2 separate regions of the Homo sapiens genome follow, and region 2 is linked to region 1. Evidence: read pairs that join two places in POLR2A ChIA-PET (ENCODE). Cell type or tissue: HepG2. All regions are shown on one strand. Links, peaks and the distances in the headings refer to the core of each region. The heading gives the core; the rest is flanking DNA.

Region 1 (5,381 bases), core at 156-5,155:
TGCAGCGATGCGATATCAGCTCACTGCAACCTTCGCCTCCTGGGTCCAAGCAATTCTCAGGGTTCAGCTTCCCAAGTAGCTGGGATTACAGGTACCCGCCACCATGCCCGACTAATTTTTGTATTTTTAGTAGAGATGGGGTTTCACCATGTTGGCCAGGCTGGTCTTGAACTCCTGACCTCAGGTGATCCGCCTGCCTCGGCCTCCCAAATTGCTGGGATTACAGATGCGAGCTACCGTGCCTGGCCTGTGGTCCCACATTTTAAGAAAAACAGAAGGACTGGCCAAAGTATAGAAAGTCTCATTATAGATGAAAACAATCAGAGATGCAATAGCTAAGGTGAGAATGTAAAAACGAATCTGTTGTTTATTGCTTATGCGTTGGAAGAAGCAATTTCAGAAGTTAACTCAGTGGGAAAATATCTTGGAAGATACCATATACAAAACAGTCTATTCTGGCATGGGAATAAGAAATCAAAATGTGCTCAGAAAAAGTTTGTTTTGGGGGGAATTAAGAATTTCAGAATTGTTACCTAAGCTTTAAAACATTCCATTTTAGTTAGATAGGAGAGATTTAATTATCACTATCTTTTAGATGTTGATGAGGATTATTTAAGTATAAAGCTGGAGCTTCCATCCTACTTGGAAGCAGAAAGGAAGAAGGCACACAGCACTCCTCGGATGGCTCAGGGTGATGCCTTGGCGCCCCTTTTCTCGGAACACAATGGTGATGAGCAATTTTTGAATTGCTTTGTGAAAAGATAAAGTTTCAAGACTAAAACCACAGAGCTCAGGCACCCTCCCAGGGTACTTTGTAACCCTGTGGTTTGTGACTTGGGACTGAACAAATCATGTTCACAGAAGGGCTGGCAGGCAGCAACCCAACTCAAGATTAATTTATGGTTATTAAATATCATTGAAAATTTCTGCCCATTTTTCCCTTGTATTGATACATTATATATATTTTTGAGACCGAGTCTTGCTCTGTCACCCAGGCTAGAGTGCAGTGGCATGATCTCAGCTCACTGCAGCCTCCACCTCCTGGGTTCAAGAGATTTGCCTGCCTCAGCCTCCTGAGTAGCTGAGATTACAGGTGCGTGCCATGACGCCTGGCTAATTTTTCTATTTTTAGTAGGGACAGGGTTTTGCCATGTTTCCCAGGCTGGTCTCGAATTCCTGGGCTCAAGTGATCCACCCACTCGGACTCCCAAACTGCTGAGATTAGAAGCATGAGCCACCACACCTGGCCTAATATTTTATATTCTTATGGGGTATATATGAGTGTTTATTATGTGCCTGGAATGTGTAGTGATCAAGTCAGGGTACCTGGGGTGTCCATTATCTTGAGTATTTATCATTACTACTGTATGTTGGTATCATTTCAAGTACACCCCACTCTCTTCCTGTTACTTTGAAGTATACAAAATATTGTTGCTGAGTATAGTCATCCTAGTTTGCTATCAAACATTAGAGCTTATTTCTTCGTCTAACTGTATGTTTGTACCCATAACCAACCTTTCTTCATAACCTCCTCCCAGCCACCCATCCTTCCCAGCCTCTGGTATCTACCATTTATTCTGTCTATGAGGGTAAGCTTTTTAGCTTCCACATGAGAGTGAGAACATGCAGCATTAGTCTTTCCGTGCCCAGCTTATTTCACATAATAACTTCCACTTCCATCCATGCTGCTGTAAATGACATTATTTCATTCTTTTTTAATGGCTAAGTAGTATTCCACTCTCTATACATACCACATTTTCTTTAACCATTTGTCTGTAGATGCCCTAAAGCCAGTTTAGGAAAGAAACTAATTTCTTTCCTGAACTTATTTCTGTGTATGTAATTCAAGAAAAAGCAATTCTTTTGTAAATAACAAACATTTGTAGCAGGACTGGAGTGAATCTGATTCCGTACTCAACGTAACTTTGCACAGTACAATAAAGAAGTAAGGGAGTCCTTGAATTCTTCAGGAAATTTGCCAGACTTTATTGTGTGTTCATTTGAATGAATCTTGCCAAAGCTCAGAAATATGATAAAGTTTCCAAGTGAGAAAAAAGAATGGGGGGAAAAGTATCAAATCCTTCATTCCAATAATCTTTAAACAAAAGACTCAACAGCCGGATCAATTTCACTGGGACAAAAAATCTATTTTAATTAGTTCTATTTAGTGACATCCAAAAGAATGAGTCATGCCCTTATTCTAACCACAGTGAAGGCACTACAGAGAAGTCTTGGGAAGAGGGAGCAAGGAGAGCTCCAATTCTGATGTTTTTTGGCATATAATGTTCACCTTTGGTTTCACACGGTTTCCTAGGAGGTGAGACAGGCTAGAAAGGTGAGGAAGGGAAGGACAGAAAGTTGTCATCAACCAAGCACAATCTTCTTCCTGAGTGGAACGCGCCTTCAACACTTTCCTGGGGGAATAATGAGTGTGCTGCTCCGCACCTGGGTATGCACACCATCTACGGTGTGATCCCTGAAGGAGCAACGTCAGCAAGCCAGACATTTCCTTTCAGATGCCCACGTTTGTCCAAGCTGTCACCTAAGCTTTAACATTTTTATTTTATGCATTTTGAATAGCCGCAGACCTCTGATTATTAGTAGAAGTGGTCCCTGATGGCTATAGTGAGAGGCACGGGAAACAGACAATACTTGCTGGGTCATTACCGAGGAGCCACTGAGAGGGAATGTTTGCTTTGTATAGTGGTTTTATCTTAGGACACTGGATCTGTTTTTGATTGTTCAAGCAGGGTCAAACGATGGGTTTTGAACCACTGCCCACTAGCCCAGAACTGTATTTAGCAATTCACAAAGAAGAAAGAGGCCTTGGATTGGGGGGTGGGTAAGGGGTAGAAATGCCATTCCATTAGAGAATTAGGAAAGAGCTGGCTCTATTATACTTGGACTAAAAAGAATTATGACAAAATCATAGCTTTTAATACCCAAACAATTATCTTTACTTATTAGAAAAAATTACCTCATTATCCTCAAGTACCTGTCTGTTCAAATAGCTGGTATCATCTTTCGGAATGGGCCAAAGTTCATTTTACCCGTGACTGAAATGAAAAGGGCATCCTTTGGTTTGGGGCATAAAGGTTGGGGTAATACTGAGAGTCAACAGATCTGAGTTGAGTCTTGGCTTTTGTAGTTATTAGCTGCACAACTTGAGCAGGTTGTCGACTTCTCTGGGCAGAGTTCTTGCAGCTCTTCAACAAAAATACTACCCACCTCCCTGGGTTGATGCCAGCATGACATGTGATGGGGGTGGCAAAATGACATGTGCCAGCTATGAAATGAGAGGCAGTGCCACAGGGTGGCAAGGCAGTTCTGTAGCCTTGCAGACCAGGGCCACCCCTCAGTGACCAAGGGGTAGGCTCCGTCCTCTTGAAGCCTTGTGGCCCTTATGGGACAACACTTGGCTCCAGAGGTGCTGTGACCACCCATGCAAAGTGCTTAGCACAATGCCCGATACATTGGAAGTAATTACCATAGGCCTGTGTCCTGCCCTGCAGGCCCCGTATATAAGATCTGGAGGAATTCTTGTTAGGGAGTAGGTAATAAAGGATTTAAGGGTATGCATTAATAATGCTAAGGATGTATCCCTGAGTAGGACCTGAGTCCTAACTACAGTGATTAAGGTATAATTGGACTTATATGACCTACTTGGAGAGCATGTGAAAACTCACCAAAAGCTGGAAAAATACTGTCCAAGAGAGATGGGAGAATCAAACACACTTATTCTGGAGAAAAATGACAAATGGCAGAAATGTAACATAATGGGTTCCTGACATAAAAAGAGAATTGCTAGGCCAACTAGCAATTGGGGAAATAGCAATTATTTCCCCACAGCCTTACTGGGGAATGGAAGACATTGGCAACACACAAGCTCACACCAAAAGATGAAACAACATTTTATCAACACTTGAGTTTATGGGTTTCTTTGTTAAACTAGTCTCCCTTACTTCATTTTCTAGAGTTTTATTTTTTCTGAAATAACAAAGATCAAAGATGCAGTTATGGCTCAAACTTAACACAGCTCCCGCTCCTCAGCAAAAAACACATACAAACACCCCCAAACAACATCCACAACTCAAAACAAACAATTTCACACTTTGTTTTAATGTAATTTCATTTATGGTTCCCTTATCTTTCTCACCATAGCCTAGGTCTTTAGTGTTTTAGCAACAAAGCCTCAACAAAAAAACTTGGCCAGACGAGGTGGCTCACTTGAGGTCAGGAGTTTGAGACCAGCCTGGCCAACACGGTAAAACCCCATCTCTATTAAAATACAAAAATTAGGCTGGGCGTGGTGGCTCCCGCCTGTAATCTCAGCACTTTGGGAGGCTGAGGCGGGTGGATCACCTGAGGTCAGGAGTTCGAGACCAGCCTGGCCAACATGGTGAAACCCTGTCTCTACTAAAAATAAAAAAACTAGCTGGGCATGGTGGTGGACGCCTGTAATCCCAACTGCTTGGGAGGCTGAGGCAGGAGAATTGCTTGAACCCAGGAGACAGAGGTTGTAGTGAGCCCACACAGTGCCGCTGCACTCCAGCCTTGGCAACAGAGTAAGACTCTGTCGCAAATAAATAAATACATAAATAAAATACAAAAATCAGCGGGGCGTGGTGGCACACACCTGTAATCCCAGCTACTTGGGAGGGTGAGGCAAGAGAATTGCTTGAACCCGGGAGGCGGAGGTTGCAGTGAGCAGAGATCACGCCACTGAACTCCAGCCTAGGTGATAGCGCGAGACTCTGTCTCAAACAACAACAACAACAACAAGTCCTCAAGTGGACTCCTGGTAGTGAAACAAATGAAATGAGAATCCTGGGTGCCTGGCTTGGAGCCGTAACTCAGAGATGGTTGAAGAAGAAGGTCTTTAGGCCACAAAAGCTCATCTGCAAAGGCCGAGAATATGCTGGCAAGAGGGAGAGGTTCTGGGCTCAGGAACAGGAGTCAGTGGGGAGAAGGAGGCGGGGTGCTTGCGGGGAAAGAATGTGTCTTTAGAATATGGTGAGGACATGTTTGATCCCTGGGGTAGGAGAAGCAGCCCTGAGCCTTTCAAGCTTCTGATTAGGAGTTGTCTCCCAGGGAAGAGGTTTAGGAATGTGGTCATTTTTCTTCACGATGGGGAGTCAGGATAGAAGCCAGCAGGTATGGCTGCAGTGCTGTGGCGTGGACATGAATAAGACCGAGAGTCCCCAGGTCTGGGCTGCCTAAGACAGCTCAGAGTCAAAGCCCAACCTGAGACTGTGCAAACCCGAAGTCATCAAGTGGCCTACTTTCTGCTGCCCTGCCCTTCCTGGAACCCATGGGGCCCTCTAGTTAAATGGTCTGTCCCATGGCTATGTGTCTGTCCAGGGACAAGAGAGCCGAACACA
Region 2 (5,381 bases), core at 133-5,132, 58 kb before region 1:
CTCCTGGGCTGAAGCAATCCACCCAGCTCATCCTCCCAGAGTGTTGGGATTACAGACGTGAGCCACTGCATCCGGCCAAAGTCTATATTTCTTTGCCTGCAAATACGTTTAATTATCTTTCCATATATGTGTTCACAAATTTTATTTGGCGGGTTGTCTACTCATTTTGTGGGGAAGGTCTTGGTGATGTTTCTTACTTTATGAAATCATATAAAAAGGCTATTAAGTTTGTATAATATTTATTTTTGCACTTTTCAGCCTATTGGTGCCTTATTTTTGGTTATTGATTTTATTTTTATTTTTTACTTAGGGCAATTTAACATTGTATCTATTAAAATCTGTTCATCTTTTGATTTCAAGTGTTTCTTAGTATAGAATGTCATTTTTCTATCTAGATGTTTACCACCTATTTAATTTATTTTATTCTTTTTTATATTTTAAAATATATTAAAACCTTAAATCATCTGGAACTTATTTTGGTATAGGTTTGTAGTGAATAACAATAGGATTTTTATTCCAGATGACCTATATATTATTCCCAAAGAAAACTGCATTTTTCTTTCTTTCCCTTTGACTTTTATAATGGCTTTTTCTCATGTATTTAATTTTATTGTATAATAAGGCTTATCTTTGGATAAGCCTTGTATACCATTATCACACTGTTCTTTATTATGAAATCTAATAGCATAGTATTAGAAAGTATTATAGTATTATATGATAAAGTATACAGAATGCAAATTATTACAGTTTTACAATATACTGTTAAATGTTAGAGTAATTCTCCTAATTCTAGAGTCTTCTTTCTGAAAAAAATATTAAGTTCTACAAAACTTCCATGGGGATTTGAGTTGGAATAGCAGTAAAGGTATACATTAATTAGATAACAATGGACACTTCTCCACCCAGGGACATGAATGTCTCTATTTATTCAATTCTCCTCCTATCTATATTTGTTAACCAAACCTTATCTTGATTTCAGTTTACATTTCTCTTATGAAGGTTACACATGGGTCTCTCATACCATCATGGCTGGGTCCCACTAGATCCACCCTGATCTACTCAGATCAGCTCCACTTTTGTCTGCTTTATATATTGTCTCTAAATCATCTTTTAGAGTTATGCAATTTAACATGATGTGAAAAATCACTGGACTAACCAATGTGTTAAAATCCCTTCCACTCAGAAAAGCTTGATTCTATTGTCTCCAAAATGCAGGGTGCTTTCTTGCCTCTGCCTTTGCTAATATTGTTCTTCCTCCTACCTGAAGTGGATACCCACTCCAAATCTACATATCCCCAGCTATTTGGGAGGCTGAGGCAGGAGGATTGCCTGATCCTGCAGAGGTAGAGGCTGCAGTGAGCCCTCCAGCCTGCACTCCAGCCTGGGCAACAGAGTGAGACTCTGTCTTAAGAAGAAAGAAAGAAAGAGAAAGAAAGAGAGAAACACAAAGAAAGAAAGAGAGAAAGAGAGAAAGAAAGAAAGAGAGAGAGAAGAAAGAAAGAAAGAAAGAAAGAGAGAGAGAGAAAGAAAAAGGAAGGAAGGAAGGGAAAAAGAAACAACAGGACCAGCCTGGGCAACACAGCAAGACTCTATGAAAATTTAATTTAATTTAACTCAAAATAATAATAAATAAAATATATAAATAAAAAAAATAAATAAAAATAAACACCTTCATCAATGTCGCTCCTAAATCTTTTGGAGATTTCATGTATTACTGACAGACACACTCGTGGTTAGCATGAACAACTTAAGATTTACTGAAACATCCAGATTTATCCTGTGAAAATACAGTTAACTTCTTATATTCCAGTGAGTGAAAAGGCATGGATTTGAAGATTTGTCCACAGAGTGATGAATGGCTGTACTCTCAGTTTCTATCTGTGTGAAAATCTACTCGTCCTCACAGTCACAAGTTCTTTACATACTAGAAAATGTGTGAGAGATGGAGGTAAGGGGTGGCAGCTGTGGAGGCCAAAGTGGGTTTTTTTTTTGGTTTGTTTACCAACTAGATTTTGCTCTGGTTAAGACCGCATGGTACAAACCAAGAGAGATTTGTGTTTTCCCGTGTAGCAAGACATTCTAAATAAATGTTCCTTGAAGAGGGGACTTTTACAAACTTTGGCCTGGAACTTTGGCAAAAATCCAAAAAAAAAAAAAAAAAAAAAAGAAGGAGTGGACAGGAGCAGCATGGAACTGGGCTGGGGGGTGGAGTCAGCAGTTGAGCTCACAGCAAACAGCTTTTGAAGGTATTTTTTCAGCTCTTCTTTGTATTAATATAAGATATAAAGAAAAGCAACCTTTTTTGAGGGTCTGCTGTATGTCTGAAGTGCCCCCCTAACCAAGTCTCAGTGTGTAACCTCAATTTGACAACTGTTGGATACAAAGCCTTAGGCTAAAAGTCTATAATCCCACAGTCTGTAATCCCCTCCCTCATCCCTCTTGCCCCATTTATCAGGGCATCCATCTGAACTTCACAAGGAAAAGAACTTGGTACCTTTGGCCCCTTCTCAACCATATAAAAGCACCAAAGCAGGACAATGTAGGGATAGAAAGTATCTTAGAAACTACTAGTTTGCCAGGGCTACCAAATAATGTATGCCAAACTGGGTGGCTTAAAATAACACAAACACATTGTCTCAGAGCTCTGGAGGCCAGAAGACTGAAGTCAAGGTTTTACCCATGTTCTCTCTGAAACCTGTAGGGAAAAACCTTTCCTTGCCTCTTCTAGTTTCTGGTGTTTTCCAGCAATCCTTGATGTTTTTCGGCTTGCAGCTGTATCACTCCACTCTCTGCACCTGTCACCACATGGTCATCTTCTCTCTTGTTTCCCTGTCTCTGTCTCTGTGTCTCTTCTCTTCTTCTTCTTCTTTTTTTTTTTTTTTTTTTTTTTTTTTTTTTTTGAGGCAGAGTCTTGCTCTGCCACCCAGGCTGGAGTGCAGTGGTGTGATCACAGCTTGCTGCAACCTCCGCCTCCAGGGTTCAAGCGATTCTCCTGCCTCAGACTCCCGAGTCGCTGGGATTACAAGCGTGCGCCACCACGCCCAGCTAATTTTTGTGTTTTTCTTAGAGACAGGGTTTCGCTATGTTGGCCAGGCTGGTCTTGAACTCCTGAGCTCAAGTGATCTGCCCACCTCGGGCTCCCAAAGTGCCGGGATTATAGGCGTGAGCCACTGCACCAGGGCCAGAACTTTTAATATATCTCTTGCAGGGAGGGGACACAATTCAACCGGTAAGAGAGAGCATCTTCTTCCGCTCATTCCTTTTCGTTTGGTTTTGAGGAAAGTTAGGATCTCAGAGGTTGAGTTGGAGAGTCAATCTGTATGAAATGGTACATTATTATTCTTGGCAGTCCTAGTTTCAGGAGACTGGAAACCCATCTTGCTCTAGAGTAGGCTGAAAGGAGTTCTTGGATCACAGAACCTAAAGAAGAATGAACCATCCGACTGTGAGAGGTCCTCATTCCAGCCTGGCTTCCGAAGCTACTAGAACTAGGGGCGCCAGTGGGTCAGGATGTTTCTTATTCTCTTATTTGGGCTTCATTCTCTTTTGAAAGGATTTCTTTTAATGGTAGGTAACGTAGTCAGTTCCCAAGTTTTATCCTGGGAGTTCTTAGTTCTAGAAAAGGATTGCCTTCAAGGCTGGATCCCAAAGGCAGATGCCCTTGGGGAGAGAGCTGGTGGCCCATGGGGATAGGCGAGCTTGATCTTGGACCAGTGAACTTCCACCAGAGGAAGGGAGCACCATAAAAACAGGCCAGTTTCTGACCAGGCACAGTGGCTCACGCCTGTAATCCCAGTACTTTGGGAGGATGAGGCGGGCGGATCACTTGAGGTCAGGAATTTGAGACCAGCCTGGACAACATGGTGAAACCCTGTCTCTACCAAAAATACAAAAAGTAGCCAGGCATGGTGGTGCATACCTGTAATCCCAGCTACTCGGGAGGCTGAGGCAGGAGAATCACTTGAACCCAGGAGGTGGAGGTTGCAGTGAGCCGAGATGGCGTCACTGCACTCCAGCCTGGGCGACTGAGCGAGGCTCTGTCTCAAAAATAAACAAATTAAAAAAAGGGCAGTTTCTGCAGGAGTCTCACAGGGGAAGACAAGGGGAACAGGAGGCTGAGGAGACAATATGAGAGATGTCCACTATAAAAAGATAATTCAAGGGCGAAAATCCAATTTTTATGTAAATTATCCAGATGGGCTCCAATGCTTATTCATATTCACCAAAGAAATTGCTCCGTTCTCTATTTTATGTCATTTAGGAGATCAGGTTTATGTCTGTGCCCCAGGGAAAGGACCCATGACATTTACTACATTTGAATTCAAATAGTAATTTTAGATTAATTTGAAAATTGATTAGGTCAGATGTTTCTACAGACATGTTTTTGCCCTTTTATGCTATAGGGGGTCAAATATCCATTTATGGGTCCAGGATTTATTTGTAAAAACAGACTTTCAAGTCAATTACTAACATCCACTGGAGTTTAAACATGACCATTTTTAAAGTGCATATTTTCTCAAAAATATCCTTCTTTTAATTTCTTTTAAAGCATTTGTTTATGAGAAACAGGTAACTATGCAAACTCTAGGACTGTCATAAATGAATTAAATGTACTTATTTCTGGATTATCACTACTGATTGTCAGGCTTAATCAGTTAGAAAGTAAAAGTAATTTTTACCTCTTTCTGCTAAACTAGAGGACAGAGTGAGTATGGGAAGATGACCTTTTTCCTAGCAAAACGGCAAATTCTCAAGGTCCTAAATGACAGATTGCTCTCCTGAGTCCCCGGCTTGGCTCCCAGTTGCCAAAAGGCCATCTTCATCGGGATATGTGCGGACACCGCACACTCAGCTCGTGCAGAACAACTTCACCCCAAGGCTCCTCCAGCACTCGCTCCGTCAATGCCATCATCATCATCCATGCTGGGCAAACCTAGGACCCAGACTCCTCTTTCTTTTCCCCCCTTTCCCTGCCTTCCATGTGTCCTCCAAGTTTGACTCAGGACACTACCTATGTCAGTGGTTTCCAAACTTGTCTGAGGATCCGAATCCCCTGAAAGACTTTTTTTTTTTTCTTGAGATAGCTGGAGTGCAGAGCTGTGACGTTGGCTCACTGCAACCTCCGCCTCCTGGGTTCAAGCAATTCTCCTGCCTCAGCCTCCCGAGCAGCTGGGATTACAGGCACATGCCACCATGCCTGGCTAATTTTTGTATTTTTTGTAGAGATGGGGTTTCACCATGTTGGCCAGACTGGTCTTGAACTCCTGACCTCAGGTGATCCACACGCTCAGCCTCCCAAAATGCTGGGATTACAGGTGTGAGCCACCGCACCCGGCCCTGCTAAAGGACTTCTAATGAATTCAGATGTGGAGTCCCCTCCC

What was found. ChIA-PET counts read pairs that join two places held together with the same protein. Peaks named below come from ENCODE experiments on the same cell type or tissue, not always from the same donor. Only the 100,000 strongest peaks of a DNase experiment are listed, where the experiment ranks them.
Region 2: POLR2A ChIA-PET joins it to region 1 with 7 read pairs; 3 of 35 experiments call an interaction of 5 or more read pairs at or near these places.

What each region holds. Positions count from the first base shown.
Region 1 is chr6:151,093,761-151,099,141 of GRCh38, reverse strand. The region is part of intron 27 of MTHFD1L (methylenetetrahydrofolate dehydrogenase (NADP+ dependent) 1 like); the gene reads right to left. All of the region lies in intron 3 of LOC124901432 (a long non-coding RNA gene), which reads left to right. Among named protein-coding and RNA genes, the nearest start is that of MIR12131, 6.2 kb to the left of the region's middle. In HepG2, for the core only: no CTCF peak of the experiment used is centred there; DNase peaks (open chromatin) are centred at 2,741 and 3,031.
Region 2 is chr6:151,151,398-151,156,778 of GRCh38, reverse strand. No RefSeq gene overlaps it. Among named protein-coding and RNA genes, the nearest start is that of MIR12131, 51 kb to the right of the region's middle. In HepG2, for the core only: no CTCF peak of the experiment used is centred there; a DNase peak (open chromatin) is centred at 2,178.